2 separate regions of the Homo sapiens genome follow, and region 2 is linked to region 1. Evidence: read pairs that join two places in POLR2A ChIA-PET (ENCODE). Cell type or tissue: MCF 10A. All regions are shown on one strand. Links, peaks and the distances in the headings refer to the core of each region. The heading gives the core; the rest is flanking DNA. Region 1 overlaps DCST1 (DC-STAMP domain containing 1). Region 2 has its middle 8.6 kb from the start of MIR8083.

The links. ChIA-PET counts read pairs that join two places held together with the same protein. Peaks named below come from ENCODE experiments on the same cell type or tissue, not always from the same donor. Only the 100,000 strongest peaks of a DNase experiment are listed, where the experiment ranks them.
Region 2: POLR2A ChIA-PET joins it to region 1 with 5 read pairs; 1 of 35 experiments calls an interaction of 5 or more read pairs at or near these places.

The regions. Positions count from the first base shown.
Region 1 is chr1:155,034,954-155,043,784 of GRCh38, forward strand. It overlaps DCST1 (DC-STAMP domain containing 1), which reads left to right. Exons shown (of 17, transcript NM_152494.4): 5 at 4,450-4,578; 6 at 5,532-5,671; 7 at 6,444-6,660; 8 at 6,761-6,904; 9 at 7,782-7,903; 10 at 8,399-8,556. Among named protein-coding and RNA genes, the nearest start is that of DCST1, 5.5 kb to the left of the region's middle. In MCF 10A, for the core only: no CTCF peak of the experiment used is centred there; a DNase peak (open chromatin) is centred at 3,778.
Region 2 is chr1:153,695,010-153,701,823 of GRCh38, forward strand. It overlaps the pseudogene GEMIN2P1. Among named protein-coding and RNA genes, the nearest start is that of MIR8083, 8.6 kb to the left of the region's middle. In MCF 10A, for the core only: no CTCF peak of the experiment used is centred there; a DNase peak (open chromatin) is centred at 2,352.

The DNA of each region.
Region 1 (8,831 bases), core at 1,351-6,350:
CCATCACCCACATGATATAGTCCAACCCCATAACCCTTCATAACTCTCATCTCTCCTGACCTGTCTGACCTCGTTTTCTGATCCTCCTAAGAAATTAAATTCATTCATTCATTCATTCATTCACTCAGCACTTACTGAGAATCTGCTGAGGATTTAGCAGTAAACAAGGATGACAAGCATCCAGCCGTTTTGCTTTGGTTTTGTTTGTATGTTTTTGTTTTCGTTTTGAGACGGAGTCTCGCTCTGTTGCCCAGGCTGGAGTGCAGTGGCTCAATCTCAGCTCACTGCAACCTCCACCTCCCAGGTTCAAGCCATTCTCCTGCTCAGCCTCCCAAGTAGCTGGGATTACAGGCACCCATCACCATGCCCAGCTAATTTTTGTATTTTTAGTAGAGACGGGGTTTCTGTATGTTGGCCAGGCAGGTCTCGAACTTCTGACCTCAAAAGATCTACCTGCCTCGGCCTCCCAAAGTTCTGGGATTACAGGTGTAAGCCACCGTGCCCAGCCCAGTTTGGATAATTTAACAGCTCAGTAGCTTCGAGAAGGACTCAGGTTCCTTCTGTCTTTTCTCTGCCATCTTCAGTCTATTGACCACTTCTCTTCAGGTCACAAGATAGCTGCAGCAACTCTGGCATCACATCTTCATACAATAATATCAAAGATCAGAAAAAAATAAAAAAAGAGGAAGAAACAGGCCAGGCACAATGGCTCACGCCTGTAATCCCAGCACTTTGGGAGGCTGAGGCGGGTGGATCACCTGAGGTCAGGAGTTTGAGACCAGCCTGGCCAACATGGTGAAACCCTGTCTCCACTAAAAATACAAAAATTAGCCGGATGTGGTGGTGCACACCTGTAGTCCCAGCTTCTTGGGAGGCTGAGGCAGGAGGCTTGCTTGAACCCAGGAGGCAGAGATTGCAGTGAGTGGAGATCGTGCCACTGCACTCCAGCCTGGGTGACAAGAGCGAAAGGCCATCTCAAAAAAAAGAAAAGAATAGAAGTTCAATCCCAGGCCCAACTTCACTGTCTTGGGCTGTGCGATTTGAGGCCAGGGAAAAAGGAAAATGACCTAGGTGACAGAGTGAAACTCTGTCTCAAAAAAAAAAAAAAAAAAAAAAAAGGAAGAAACATCCTTTCCTCATGTCTCTTTTTAGGAACAAGGGAAACTTGCCTATAATCCCCACAGTAGACTTCCTCACATCTCTTTGGTCAGAACTGCGTGCAACACATGCCCTTTCCTGAACCTGTCCCAGGCAAGGGAAATAGAATTAGCATTTCATCACCTGTTTATTGAATTAATCCTGCTGGATACCAACAGGAGACTACTTTTTCTCTGACCCACTGTATTCAAACATGTTTTTTCCCATTGATAACCTTTCACACAGCCCCTTAGATTTCTGGTTGTATTTCTTTAGAAGACCTAGTCCTACTTCAACAATTAAGACTTATTTTTAGGGGTTAAAGAGGTCCAGTCCACTCTACATCAGACTTTTAACCTCATCCATTCTCAAGCATCTTCCCTCCTTATCTTGCCCTCCCCATCCCTTGCGCCCCCAGCTCAGGCCTGCTCCCTAGCATGGGGTCCTGCAATGGAGAAGGGGCGTGGCCTGCTCTTTCCCTTTTTTCCTCTACTTCCTTCCCTTTCTGGTTCTTCTGATGTCAGAAGGGAGATTAGAAGAATTAGAGGAAAAGGGACAAAAGTCTTAAGTCACTAATGCTATTATAATTCCACTGTGGATGCCTGCGTGTAGCAGGCACTCACACCCTGGCTGTCCCAGTAGGCCTGATTATTGTCCCCTTGGAGGCTGTGTGTGGACCTCGGCAATGCCCGGTTTCTTGCAGAGGGCAGTTCTTTTTGGCTGACCTCGAGTGAAGCCCCCCTTCAGGGGCCACCCACAGCCTCTTGCTTTTTGGATCCCTCCCTCCAGCAGGCTGGGAGTGCACACGTCCGTGCCCTGCCAGGCAGAGAAAGCAGTGCACCTTCCTTTTTGTGGAGAATGGGGTCTCGCTATATTGCCCAGGCAGGTCTCAAACCCCTGGGCTCAAGCTATCCTCCCGCCTCTGCCTCCCTAAGAGCTGGGATTACAGGCGTGAGCCACCAACGCCCCATCAAAAGCAGAGCACCTTATGGTTGCCTCTCTCCTGCCCTGATGAGAAGCAGATGCCAGTCTCCATGCTTGTGTGCCAACATCGTCCAGGGGAGGTCTACAGAGGCATTACAGAGGCTGAGCTCTCCCAGGAGCTCTCCCTCCACTCTGTGCTCTGGTGGGAGCCCTGGAGTGGCCTCATGAGGCTCTGCACTCAGCAGGAGTCTAGTCTACAGAGACCAGGCAGGTTCCCCTTCCTGCAGCGCCAGTCCCTGAAGCCTCTTGGACTCCTGGAGTCTCTCACTTGACATGTGACACCCATCCTCTCCACAGACTCTCCCTCTCTGCCTGCCCATTCCAACCACTTTTCTCCCCTTCCAGGAAATCCACATTGTTGGTCTTTTTTTTTTTTTTTTTTTTTTTAAGACAGAGTCTTGCTCTGTCCCCCAGGCTGGAATGCAGTGGCACGATCTCAGCTCACTGCAATCTCCGCCTCCCGGGTTCAAGCAATTCTCCTGCCTCAAACTCCTGAGTAGCTGGGACTACAGGCACCTGCCACCATGCCTGGCTAAATTTTATATTTTTAGTTGAGACAGCCATGTTGGCCAGGCTGGTCTCAAACTCCTGACCTCAAGTGATCCACCCGCCTTGGCCTCCCAAAGTGCTGGGATTATAGGCGTGAGCCACCATGCCTGGCCCATATTGCTGTTCTTTTTATATAGATGGGGTGGGATAGAGGAGTGAGAGTCAAGTTTTGCTGTTTTGGTGAGCCCAAAGAAGACACCCATAGCTCCATGGGGCTCTCATTAGAACATAGGGCAACTATTTGTCAACTATTAGCCTCAGCTCGAGTCTTTGGCCAGAAGGCCAAGACCACAGAACTAGTCCCTTTCAGTGTCCTGTTCTACCATGACTGGTTTAGACAGATCCAGATTTATCCCTCAGGGGCTGGGGCAGGGCCAGGCTATTGCCCTTGCAAAAAACCCAAGTTGTGTTAGCAAGGAAGAAGGCACAAAAAAAACTGTGGGGTGGCACCCGACAGGGTTTGCCACAAACCTGAATGACTAGGTGGAGCCAGCCATGTGAAGAACAGGGAGAGGAGTGCTCCTGGCAGGGGGAACAGCTAGGGCAAAGACCAGAGAGGAGGAATGAGCTTGGCTTGTCCAAGGAGCAGCAACGAGGTCTGTGTGGGTAGACATGGTGGGTGAAGGGCTGCATAGCATGAGATCAGGAGGCAGGCAGGAGCCAGATCACAAGCTAGGTAGACCATGTTAGGGAGTTCGGATTTTATACCAAATGTGGTAGAAAGCCACCGAATGGTTTGAAGCAGGGAAGGGACATGATCCGATTTATGCTTTTGCAAGATCACTCTGGCTGCCTTGTAAAAACTGAAGTGTAAGGTAGCAAGAGAGGACATAGGGAGACTCATCAGGTTATAGTCCCAGTAAGAGATGATGGGGACTCTACCACGACAGTGGAGATGGAGGAAGTGTAAGGATTTGGGATTTGCTTTGACGATCATTGGGTGAACATTCCATCAACACAGGAATCTTCTAGCTCCCCCGACCAGCTTATACTGTTCCTTTGGCCTGGAATGCCATCTGCACCTCCTAACAACACTTACTCACCTTCCAGGCCCAGCTGACACGTCCTGTCTTTGTCCAGCCTTCTCAGCCCCACCCCTCCCTGAAGAAATACGTACTCCCTCCTTGGCTCCCACAGCGCTCTATAAGCACCTCCCTTGTGCACTTAGCACATCGTGTTGTAGTCACTTGTTTACTCATCTGTCTCTTTCTCTGGATTATGAGCTTCCAGAAGTTCACTGTCTCCTTGCAGAGACCACAGGGAGACACATGTGAAACTGCTAAAACATACCAGGCGGTACATGACCAAGGGCTAAAATTAGAGGCAGGGACTGCGAGTGCTGTAGGTGTCTGAGTACTGGGAGTACTGAGGTGGGCTCTGATCTCTCTTCTGACCATTCTGAGCATGAGCACCTGTTTCCAGATATTTTCTCTTGCTCTCTCTGCTCCCTCAGCACCTAGGGTCAGTGTCACTGTAGCCCGGAAAACCTTGGCTTCCTTCCCTAACACAAACACACACAAGTCAATCATTTGTGGTTTTTTAAGTTCTAGCCATCCCTCTATGCCCTTCCAGAGACTGGCACATAGCTAAACTCTGTGAGTGGCTGCTGAATGAATGAATGAGTGGCCCAGCAGGTCTATCAGAGTCAGTGTAAATGGGGATAAGGGCAGGATGGTGGTGGTTCCAGAAGGGGGTGTTGCAGGTGGGTGCTCTGGTAAACGTGAGGAAGGGAGGCAGCTTCCTCACTTCAGCTCACCACCTCCTGGGCTCTCCTGACAGGCTTGGGGGCCATGGGCTGGGGGACCTCCCCTCACATCCGCTGTGCCAGCCTCCTACTAGTACCCAAGATGCTGGGCAAGGAAGGCAGGCTCTTTGTCCTGGGATACGCCTTGGCTGCCATCTATGTGGGTGAGTATGTGGGGGCCAGTGAGTTACACTGAAGCAGTGACCCTGGGTGGGTCATCCAATGGGAGCCAGGCCGGGTGAAGGAGAAAAGACAGGAGTGTCATCCCAGCTGCTCTAACTCACTGTATGTCCCTGAGGGAGCTCCTCCCCATATCTGGGCCTCCTCAGTTTATAAGAGTGAAAACATTGGCCAGGCACGGTGGTTCATGCCTGTAATCCCTGCACTTTGGGAGGCTGAGGTGGGTGGATCACCTGAGGTCAGGAGTTCAAGACCAGCCATGGTGAAACCCCATCTCTACTAAAAATGCAAAAATTAGCCAGGCATGGTGGTGCACACCTATAGTCCCAGCTATTCGGGAGGCTGAGACAGGAGAATCACTTGAACCTGGGAGGCGGAGCCTGCAGTGAGCCGAGATTGCGCCATTGCACTCCAGCCTGGGTGACAGAGCAAGACTCCGTCTCAAAAAAAAAAAAAAAAAAAAAAAAAAAAAAAAGGCCAGGCACGGTGGCTCACCTGTAATCCCAGAACTGTGGGAGGCCGAAGCGGGCGGATCACGAAGTCAGGAGTTCGACACCAGCCTGACCAACATGCTGAAACCCCGTCTCTACTAAAAATACCAAAAAATTAGCCAGACATGGTGGCGTGTGCCTGTAATCCCAGCTGCTCAGGAGGCTGAGGCAGGAGAATCGCTTGAGCCCGGGAGGCGGAGGTTGCAATGAGCAGAGATCGAGCCACTGCACTCCAGCCTGGGCAACAGAGGGAGACTCCGTCTCAAAAAAAAAAAAAAAAAAACAGTGAAAAAAATCAAAGGTTGAACAAGTTGACCTTTCATAGGCTCTCGGCCCCACCACTGTATAGTTCTAGGCGATGGGCACTATTTGCAGAGGGAAGCTGAGCGGGTTTGAGAAAGTGCTGGTTATACAGGGAGGTGACCAACCAGGGCCTCTTTCTCCAGGGCCAGTAGCCAATCTGCGACACAATCTCAACAACGTGATCGCATCGCTGGGCTGCACCGTGGAGCTGCAGATCAACAACACCCGCGCAGCTTGGCGCATCTCCACAGCCCCCTTACGGGCCATGTTCAAGGACCTGCTGGTCAGGAATCTGCACAGGCAGAGCCTGGGGGGTCCCTCTCCCTGGGGCCAAGTTAACTTGAGCTGGGAGTTGTCACCCTGGATTTACAGTTTCCCAATGGGGATACTACTGGCATTTTTTGCAGAACTATTCCCAAACATTGCAGAACGTGCCCTGGTCCTGGTGTTAAATGCCAGGAGAGCCCCTGAGTCATTAGGACATGCTCTATACACATTTCCTAATACCTGAGTGGTCAGTACTCTGGACAGCTGAACTAGAATATCTAGGAAATTTGGGGGCTTTGGCCTTGAGTAGCTCAGAAGTTTCGAAGACAAGAGTATTCAAGAATTGGGTATTGGAAGGCTGGAGACTGGGGGTTTGGGAGAATTGGAGAGCTGGAGAGTTGGGGACATGGGGGCTGAGGGGTTTGGAAGTTGGGGGCATTCAGATGGCATAATGATCTCAGAGACTAGTGGTGAAGGGTAAGGTCTAAGGACCTGGGGAACCACTGACCAGGAAGGGTCTGGGATGGGAGGACTGAGGAAGAGCTGAGAGTCTGGGAGGTACGCAGAGCCAGGACATGTGGCATCAGACAAGGCAGCTGGTGGGGGGGCTCCCAAGGGCAATGGACAGCCGGGAATTTGAGGTGAGAGGCTGTGTCTCAGGGCCTAGGCTCCCTGTCGGCCTGGGGTGAGAACCCAAAGCTTGGCTACTGGGGGAGGACAGGCCCTCAGGCAGCAGAAGTTCTAAAGCCCCAGCCCTCACCCTTTCCTCCCTCCACCTCCAATCCCAGAGTAGCAAAGAATTGCTGAGAGCAGAGACTCGGAACATCTCCGCCACTTTTGAGGACCTGGATGCCCAGGTGAATAGTGAGACGGGCTACACGCCTGAGGATACCATGGACTCAGGGGAGACAGCCCAGGGCAGGGAGGCCCGCCAAGCCCCAGCCTCCAGACTCCACCTGTCGACACAGAAGATGTATGAGCTGAAGACCAAGCTGCGTTGCTCCTGTGAGGGGTATCCCTGGGGAGTGGAGGGTGGGGTGGGATGTGGGGCCAGCATTGTGGATCAAGATGTGGGAACCTCAGACACCCTTGCTCCTTCCTACAGATGTGGTGAACCAGGCCATACTCAGCTGCCGTCGTTGGTTTGACCGCAAGCATGAACAGTGCATGAAGCACATCTGGGTCCCACTCCTCACCCACCTGCTCTGCCTGCCTATGAAGTTCAAGTTCTTCTGTGGCATTGCCAAGGGTCTGCACAGTTGCAAAGGGGTGGGGAGCATCGGGGTAGGGAGCTGAGTCCTTGGGACCCACTGGTAGGTGACAGGCAGGAAAGCAACAGATGAGGAGGGTTTTGGCCCTGAGGCCACAGCATCCTTAGAGCCCTCCACCTGCTGAATAGCTCTGTGACGCAGGGTGAGTTACAGCAAAGCTCTGAGCTGTGGCTTTTCATCTGAAAGATGCGCATGGGCAGAATAACAGTAGTTCTTGCATTAATTTTTTTTTTTGAGACGGGGTGCTTCACTCTTGTCACCCAGACTGGAGTGCAGTGGCGCAATCTCGGCTCACCGCAACCTCTGCCTCCCGGGTTCAAGCGATTCTCCTGCCTCAGCCTCCTGAGTAGCTGGGATTACAGGTGGCCGCCACCATGCCCAGCTAATTTTTGTATATTTAGTAGAGACGGGGTTTCACCACGTTGACCAAGCTGGTCTTGAACTCTTAACCTCAGGTGATCCACCCACCTCAGCCTCCCAAAGTGCTGGGATTACAGGTGTGAGCCATCGCACCCAGCCACATTAAGGGCTTTTAAGGATTTATGGGGCTAACGTATGTGAAGGCAGTGGCAGAGCTGGCACACAGAGGAGCTGCTCTGTAAACGCTGGCTCTCCTTACTGATGTTTGTTATGGTTGAGGATAGATTGACAAAAATGAGGGAACTCAGGTCTGGTTCCTGGAGGGCAGGATCCAAAGAGAGCAGAGAGGGGAAGACTCAGCATTGGTGTGGTAGCAAGCCATGGGCAGAGAGACAAAAAAGCAGGATGAGGAGGACTACAGGAGGACAGGCAGGCCAGGCCTGCACCTGGAGGACAGGCCCGGGGAGGCCCCTGACCCCGTCCACTGTTCACCAGTGATGGAGGTTTGGTGCCGCAATCGCATCCCAGTGGAAGGCAACTTTGGGCAGACCTACGACTCCCTCAACCAGTCTATTCGTGGCCTGGATGGGGAATTTTCAGCCAATATTGACTTCAAGGTAGAAGGCAAGGGCGAGGGTTGGTGGGGGGTAGATAGGGAGTGGGAGGAGGGCATGAGGGAATAGAGCTAGAGGAAGGACAAGTGAGAGGGCACAGGAAAGAGGTGACCAGGGGTGAGGGAGGGGGACAAGGAGGGGGAATGTCGCTGGTGTTGAGGGGGCCCTCTGTTTCCCATCTCCACCCCCGAACACCTGAGATGGGCAGGGGAGGGGAAAGGTGGTGAGGAGGGGACAGTGCCAAGCCTGTGGTTTGTGCAGACTTGGCCTGGGGTGGGAGCTATCAGCCAGATATGAGATGATGTCAGCTGATGTAGGTGCAGGGGAGCAAGACTGTGTCCAGGAGGGTGGTGAGCAGAAGGAAGTGACAACTCCTAGAGGTCCTGGGAGGGCCCCAGGGACACAAGTGGGGTACTGGGGAACAGATGTCATGAAGAGGTGGGACCCAGGTCTGACGAGGTGGCCGCAGGCTGAGTTTGCTCATGTGCCCTCCACCAGGAAGAGAAGCAGGCTGGGGTGCTGGGGCTCAACACAAGCTGGGAGCGCGTGAGCACCGAGGTGCGGGACTACGTGTACCGCCAGGAGGCCCGGCTGGAGTGGGCCCTGGGGCTGCTGCACGTGCTGCTCTCCTGCACTTTCCTGCTGGTCCTGCATGCGTGAGCCATAGTCCCCACCCCAGCAGCCCCTCCTCTGCCCCGGACTGGAGCCCTGCCCTGAGGGAGGCTGTAAGGATGGAACCCTAGCACCTATCCTCACCTCTGAATCTGAATATTATTTACCTTTGTCTTTGTTTACACAAAGTTAAAGGAAAAGTGGACATTTTGTCAGAAGAACATTACCCATGTTCCCACTGCCTTAAAAGGCCAACCGTCTTCATTCATCCACCTCCTTCCAGCCTTTATCCCAATACTGATTTTTTTTTTTTACGTTT
Region 2 (6,814 bases), core at 1-5,000, 1.3 Mb before region 1:
TTTGAGAGGCTGAGGCAGGTGGATCATGAGGTCAGGAGTTCGAGACCATCCTGGCCAATATAGGGAAACCCCGTCTTTACTAAAAATAGAAAAATTAGCCAGATATGGTGGCACATGCCTGTAGTCCCAGCTACTCAGGAGGCTGAGGGAGGAGAATCGCTTGAACCTGGGAGGCAGAGGTTGTGGTGAGCTGAGATTGCACCACTGTACTCCAGCCTGGGCAACAGAGCGAGACTCTGTCTCAAAAAAAAAAAAAAAAAATACAGAATTAGCCGGGCATAGCGATGCATGCCTGTAATCCCAGGTACTCAGGTGACTGAGGCAGGAGAATTGCTTGAACCCAGGAGGTGGAGGCTTCAGTGAGCCAAGATCTCACCACTGCACTCCAGCCTGGGCCACAGAGCGAGACTATCTTAAAAAAAAAAAAAAAAGGCTAGGTATAGTGGCTCAACCCTGTAATCCCAGCAGCTTGGGAGGCCAAGGTGGGTGGATCACAAGGTCAGGAGTTTGAGATCAGCGTGGCCTACATGGTGAAACCCCATCTCTACTAAAAATACAATAATTAGCCAGGCACGGTGGCTCATGTCTGTAATCCCAGCACTTTGGGAGGCTAAGGCGGGTGGATCACCTGAGGTCAGAAGTTCGAGACCAGCCTGACCAACATGGAGAAACCCCATCTCTACTAAAAATACAAAATTAGCCAGGTGTGGTGGTACATGCCTGTAATCCTAGCTACTAGGGAGGCTGAGGCAGGAGAATCACTTGAACCTGGGAGGCAGAGGTTGCGGTGAGCCGAGATCGCGCCATTGCACTCCAGCCTGGGCAACAAGAGTGAAACTCCATCTCAAAAAAAAAAAAAAAGGTACAATAATTAGCTGGGCGTGGTGGTGGGTGCCTATAATCCCAGCTACCCAGGAGGCTGAGGCAGGAGAATTGCTTGAACCCGAGAGGCAGAAGTTGCAGTGAGCCGAGATTGTGCCATTGCACTCCAGTCTGGGCAACAAGAGCGAAACTCAATCACACACACAAAAAAGTATTAGGGACCTAAAGAGCTTTTGTTTATGTGGATATCTATTGATATTTACCATAGTAGATATTAAAACAAATCCTTATTTATTTATTTTTTAATTTTTTTTTTTTTGAGTCAGAGTCTTGCTCTGTCACCCAGGCTGGAGAGCAGTGGCGCGATCTCCGCTCACTGCAAGCTCCACCTCCTGGGTTCACCCCATTCTCCTGCCTCAGCCTCCCGAGTAGCTGGGACTACAGGCGCCCGCCACCGTGCCCGGCTAATTTTTTTGTATTTTTAGTTGAGACGGGGTTTCACCATGTTAGCTAGGATGGTCTCGATCTCCTGATCTCGTGATCCGCCCATCTCAGCCTCCCAAAGTGCTGGGATTACAGGCGTGAGCCACCGCGCCCAGCCACAAATCCTTATTTATTTATTTATTTATTTATTTTTTTTTTTTTTTTTTTTTTTTGAGACGGAGTCTCGCTCTGTCGCCCAGGCCGGACTGCGGACTGCAGTGGCGCAATCTCGGCTCACTGCAAGCTCCGCTTCCCGGGTTCACGCCATTCTCCTGCCTCAGCCTCCTGAGTAGCTGGGACTACAGGCGCCCGCCACCGCGCCCGGCTAATTTTTTGTATTTTTAGTAGAGACGGGGTTTCACCTTGTTAGCCAGGATGGTCTCGATCTCCTGACCTCATGATCCACCCGCCTCGGCCTCCCAAAGTGCTGGGATTATAGGCGTGAGCCACCGTGCCCGGCCCGACAAATCCTTATTTATTAACTCATGTAAGATAACAATAATAAGCCTATTACATGTTAATAATTGTTGACTGCTTTATCAAGAACATTCTTATGTGAAACCAGCCTTTTCAGTGTGCAGTGGTGAAGAATGCATGCAATACTAATTGGGTGCCACTGCCTTGATTTATGTAAAGCCACAGCAGTTTTACCCCCATTGCTTTTGCACTTCGATGCAATGTGTCAACTCTGTCAAAAAGGCAAATAACGTATTAGAATTATTATGAAAATCGTTTGACCTCATCTATGCCCTGAAAAAATATTTGGGACTCCCAGGATTTGCGGACCACACCTTGAGAACTGTTATGTTACTCAATGGCTGGCATACAGTAGGAATCAGATAATTAGTATGGACTGAATGGAGAGGCCTGGGAGCTGGGGAGGAAGTGGGGGTCGGGTGGGAACATATGGATGCCTTTCAACCCAGGTGAAATTTGGGGATTGTCCACGTGCTCCTCCATTCCCCATGTCAGTGTAGACAAATGTTGAGTCATAGTTTGCAAAATGCCTCTCAGCTGGGCCAGGAGCCCTGGTTTCCCTGCTGGACCCACCCCTCACCCCTCCTTCCCAGGCAGGCAGGCAGGCAGGAATGCGGGGGAGAGGTGGCTGCAGCTCCACCGCCCTCATGGGGGAGGAAAGTGCCAGACATTTCTTCAGGACCATCCATCAAGTGCAGGCAGGCCTCTCCCCTGACCTCCCAGGCCTCTTCCTGGAGTCCACCCTGTGGGACCTGGACGTAGGGTGGCCACTGGGAGCTTGGAGGTCTGGCGTGGCACTGCTCCCTGGTACACGGCTGGCAGTTTGGGATAAAGAAAGGATAAATTGCTCCCCTCCTGTCCAGTGACTCTTGTTTTGTGCTTCCCGCCCACCCTTTTTGGCACCAGTCAGGCTCAATTTATCGGGAGAGGGAGCAGACATGGTCCAGTCCTCTCACCAGCCAAGCCGGGGATGAACAGCACTGGGAAGGCCTAACCAAGAGTGGTTGTCCTGTCAACCACAGCTACTGAACTTCCTGATGGGCCCCGGTGGCCCTGTAGCCTCCCATGCCCCAGTTCCTCCCCACAAGGGGAGCAGACAGCCCCTGAAGAGACTGGCTATGATAAAGAGAGCTGTGAGGCCTAGGAAGTTAGATCAGGGTGGAGCTGGGACAGCTACGGGGACTTGGGCTCTGGGGAGAGGAGCCTTAAATGAGGTGGGGAAGAGGGGCAGGGAGTGGACGACTGAGGAGCTCCAGAAGCACAATTCTAGGAAATTGCCGGTCAGATCCTTCCGAGGCAGCCTGGCTCCACTGCGGGCACCGGGAGGGGAAGGGGCTGTGCGGCGGAGGTGAGGAGGGGCCTAAGGAGTCGATGATTTCAGCGGCCCGAGAACTTTCACTGGAACTAAGGAGATTTCCTTCCGGAGGAAGGCCCCTGAAGCCAGGAAGAACTGGGAAAGCCATTCCTAAGGGGGCACCAGGAGGGTAGCAATAAAGCCCTCCCCACAGGCCGGGGAGACCGTCTTGTGCCAGGAACCTCCGCCCACATGGGAGGGGCAGTCTAGCCTCTCAGTTTCCCGGGCTGTCCCGCCTAGTACGTTTGGGAGGGGTGAGGGCCACAGGGTTTCCCCAGAGTATGGTAAGAATAACAATAATAATTGGCATTCGATTGTGCCTTGCAGTTGACAAAGGCTTTCACATACATTATCTCATCAGCCCACGTAACGCCCCTGGAAGAGTGGGGCGGGCTGAGAAGGCAGCTCAGCAGGCGGGTGGAAGGGCCAGCTGGAGGCTGTGCAGAGGGAACCCCCGCCCAGCCAGCCCCGAACAAGGCCACGGCCTGGAACAAAAATGGAGCTGACAGAAACAGACAAATAACCTCCTCCCTCACCCGCTCTTTTCTCTACGTCAAAGGGTTTGAGTCATTTATCACAGCAGTATATTTAGTAATAATTATTTTTAAAAAAGATTTATACCTTTCAGGACAGATCCGTGGAATCTAATTAAGCAGAGCCCAGTTTTGCAGACTGAAAGTCAATTTTTTAATTAAATTGCAGGAGCTATAAAAATAAATAAATTAACCATTTAAAAAAAAAAAAAGAATGCGGTCCAGGAAGATTTAATCTCTTTGGGTTGGAACGCAAGTAAGATTCCAGGCGAGGTGTTTACCACCAAGATGAAGGGTCGGGATGCGGATGAATTTGGTGTTGCACAAAGACAGGAGAGGACGCTCTGGAGGAAGATGAGACCACGTCCCATGCCTGCTCCCAGACTGCATTCTACCAGGAACAGGGGAGGTGGTGGCAAAAACCTGCTTGACTGTACCTCAAACCATGGTTAGAGAAGCAGTGAGAGAGTCCAGATAGGAAAAGACCCCAGCCATCCACTTCCATACCACATACACTGGCACCAGTGAGTCAGAGGATAGGCTGGTTGCCCTTTAAGAACCTTTCCAAAGGGAAGATTCCATAATCAGGCATATCTGCTCATGACAGTGGCACCCTGTCTGAACTTGATGCAATCATCCCAGTATGACTATCTGTCTTTGGCTTCCAAATGTGGACTACATATGGTATGCCTTGGCTATTGCATGTCCAATGATCAGGTCAGCCCACTAAACTTCAGGCAGGGAAAAACTAGGCCAAAATACCATGCAGATCTCAGTGTTCAAAACTGGCACAATTACACTCCTCTATCAAATGAGAGGCAGTGCAAAGTTGGGTAAGAGGCTGGACTCTGGAGATAGCCTGCCTGGATTTAGATCCCAGCTCTGTCACTCATAATCAATGTAACCTTATGCAAACTACTCAGCTTCTCTCTGCCCTGAGTTTTCTATTCTGTAACTCAGGAATGATCTTAAAACCTACTTCATAGGTTTGTTTTGAGAATTACATGACTTAATAATTCCTGTTACATGCTCAGAACACTGGCAGGTAATAACAATTAGGTAAGTGTTTGTTGGTATGATTAAGAGTCAACAGTATACAAATCATAACGCTAGATTTTTTTTTTTTAATTGAGACAGAGTTTCACTTTGTCTCCTAGGCTGAGCAAGAGTGCAGTGGAGCAATTATAGCTCACTGCAACCTGGAACTCCTGGGGTGAAGTGATCCACCTACCTCAGCCTCCCGAGCAGCTAGGCCTACAGGAGCACACCACCCCCACCAGCTAATTCTTTTTTTTCTGTTTTGGAGATGAAGTCTCACTCCGTCGCCCACGCTGGAGTGCAATGGCATTATCTCAGCTCACTGCAGCCTCCACCTTCCAAGTTCAAGTGATTCTCCTGCCTCAGCCTCGCTGGGATTACAGGTGCCTGCCACCAAGCCTGGCTACTTTTTGTATTTTTAATTAATTAGTTTATTATTATTATTATTATTATTGAGATGGAGTCTCGCTCTGTCGCCCAGGCTGGAGTGCAGTGGCGTTACCTCTGCTCACTGCAACCTCTGCCTCCCGGGTTCAAGCGATTCTCCTGTCTCAGCCTCCTGAGTAGCTGGGATTACAGGTGTGTGATACCATGACTGGCTAATTTTTGTATTTTTAGTAGAGACAGGGATTCACCATGTTGGTCAGGCTGGTCTCGAGCTCCTGACCTCGTGATCTGCCCACCTCAGCCTCCCAGAGTGCTGGGATTACAGGCGTGAGCTGCCATGCCTGGCCTAATTTTTATATTTTTAGTAGAGATGGGGTTTTGCCATGTTGGCTAGGCTGGTCTGACCTCAGGTGATCCACCTGCCTTGGCCTCCCAAAGTGCTAGAATTACAGGCATGAGCCACCATGCCTGGCCCCCAGCTAATTTTTAAAAATTTTTAGTAGGGACAAAGTTTCACTATGATGCCAAGGGTGGACTCAAACTCCTGGCCTCAAGTGATCTTCTTGCCTTGGCCTCCCAAAGTACTGGGATTACAGGTGTGAGCCAACGCACCTGGCCCATAATGCTAGATTTAAGGAGTTGCTTACATCTGAAGAATAGTGGGAAGTGAAATGCAGCACCTGATTGAACTCCTTAATGAGAGATACTAGTAAGATCTAAAAATCTTTGTATTAGAAAAAGTGCAGATTAGGCCGGGCGCGATGGCTCATGCCTGTAATCCCAGCACATTAGGAGGCTGAGGTAGGCAGATCACCTGAGGTCGGGAATTCGAGACCAGCCTGACCAACATGGAGAAACCCCATCTCTACTAAAAATACAAAAAAAAAAAAAAAAATTAGCCAGGCGTGGTGGCACATGCCTGTAATCCCAGCTACTGGGGAGGCTGAGGCAGGAGAATCATTTGAACCCAGGAAGCGGAGGTTCCGATGAGCCGAGATGGCACCATTGCACTCCAGCCTGGGCAACAAGAGGGCAACTCTGTCTCAAAAAAAAAAAGAAAGAAAAAGAAAAAGTACAGATTATGCAATCTAACTGCTTATCCAGGTCTGAAATCCTTTTAAAAATATCTGTGATCTTCAGCTGGGCACGGTGGCTCACACCTGTAATCCCAGCACTTTGGAAGGCCGAGGCGGGTGGATCTCTTGAGGTTAGGAGTTCAAGACCAGCCTGACCAACATGGTGAAACCCCGTCTCTACTAAAAATACAAAAATTAGCTGGGCATGGTGGCGCATGCCTGTAATCCCAGCAACTCAGGAGGCTGAGGCAGGAGAATCACTTGAACTCGGGAGGCAGAGGTTGCGGTGAGCCAAGATTGCATCATTGCACTACAGCCCGGGCAACAAGAGCGAAACTCCTCAAAAAAAAAAAAAAAAGGCCGGGCGCGGTGGCTCACGCCTGTAATCCCAGCACTTTGGGAGGCCGAGGCGGGCAGATCATGAGGTCAGGAGATTGAGACCATCCTGGCTAACACGGTGAAACCCTGTCTCTACTAAAAATACAAAAAACTAGCCGGGCATGGTGGCGGGTGCCTGTAGTCCCAGCTACTCGGGAGGCTGAGGCAGGAGAATGGCGTGAACCCAGGAGGTGGAGGTTGTAGTGAGCTGAGACTGCGCCAGTGCACTCCAGCCTGGGCGACGGAGTGAGACTCTGTCTCAAAAA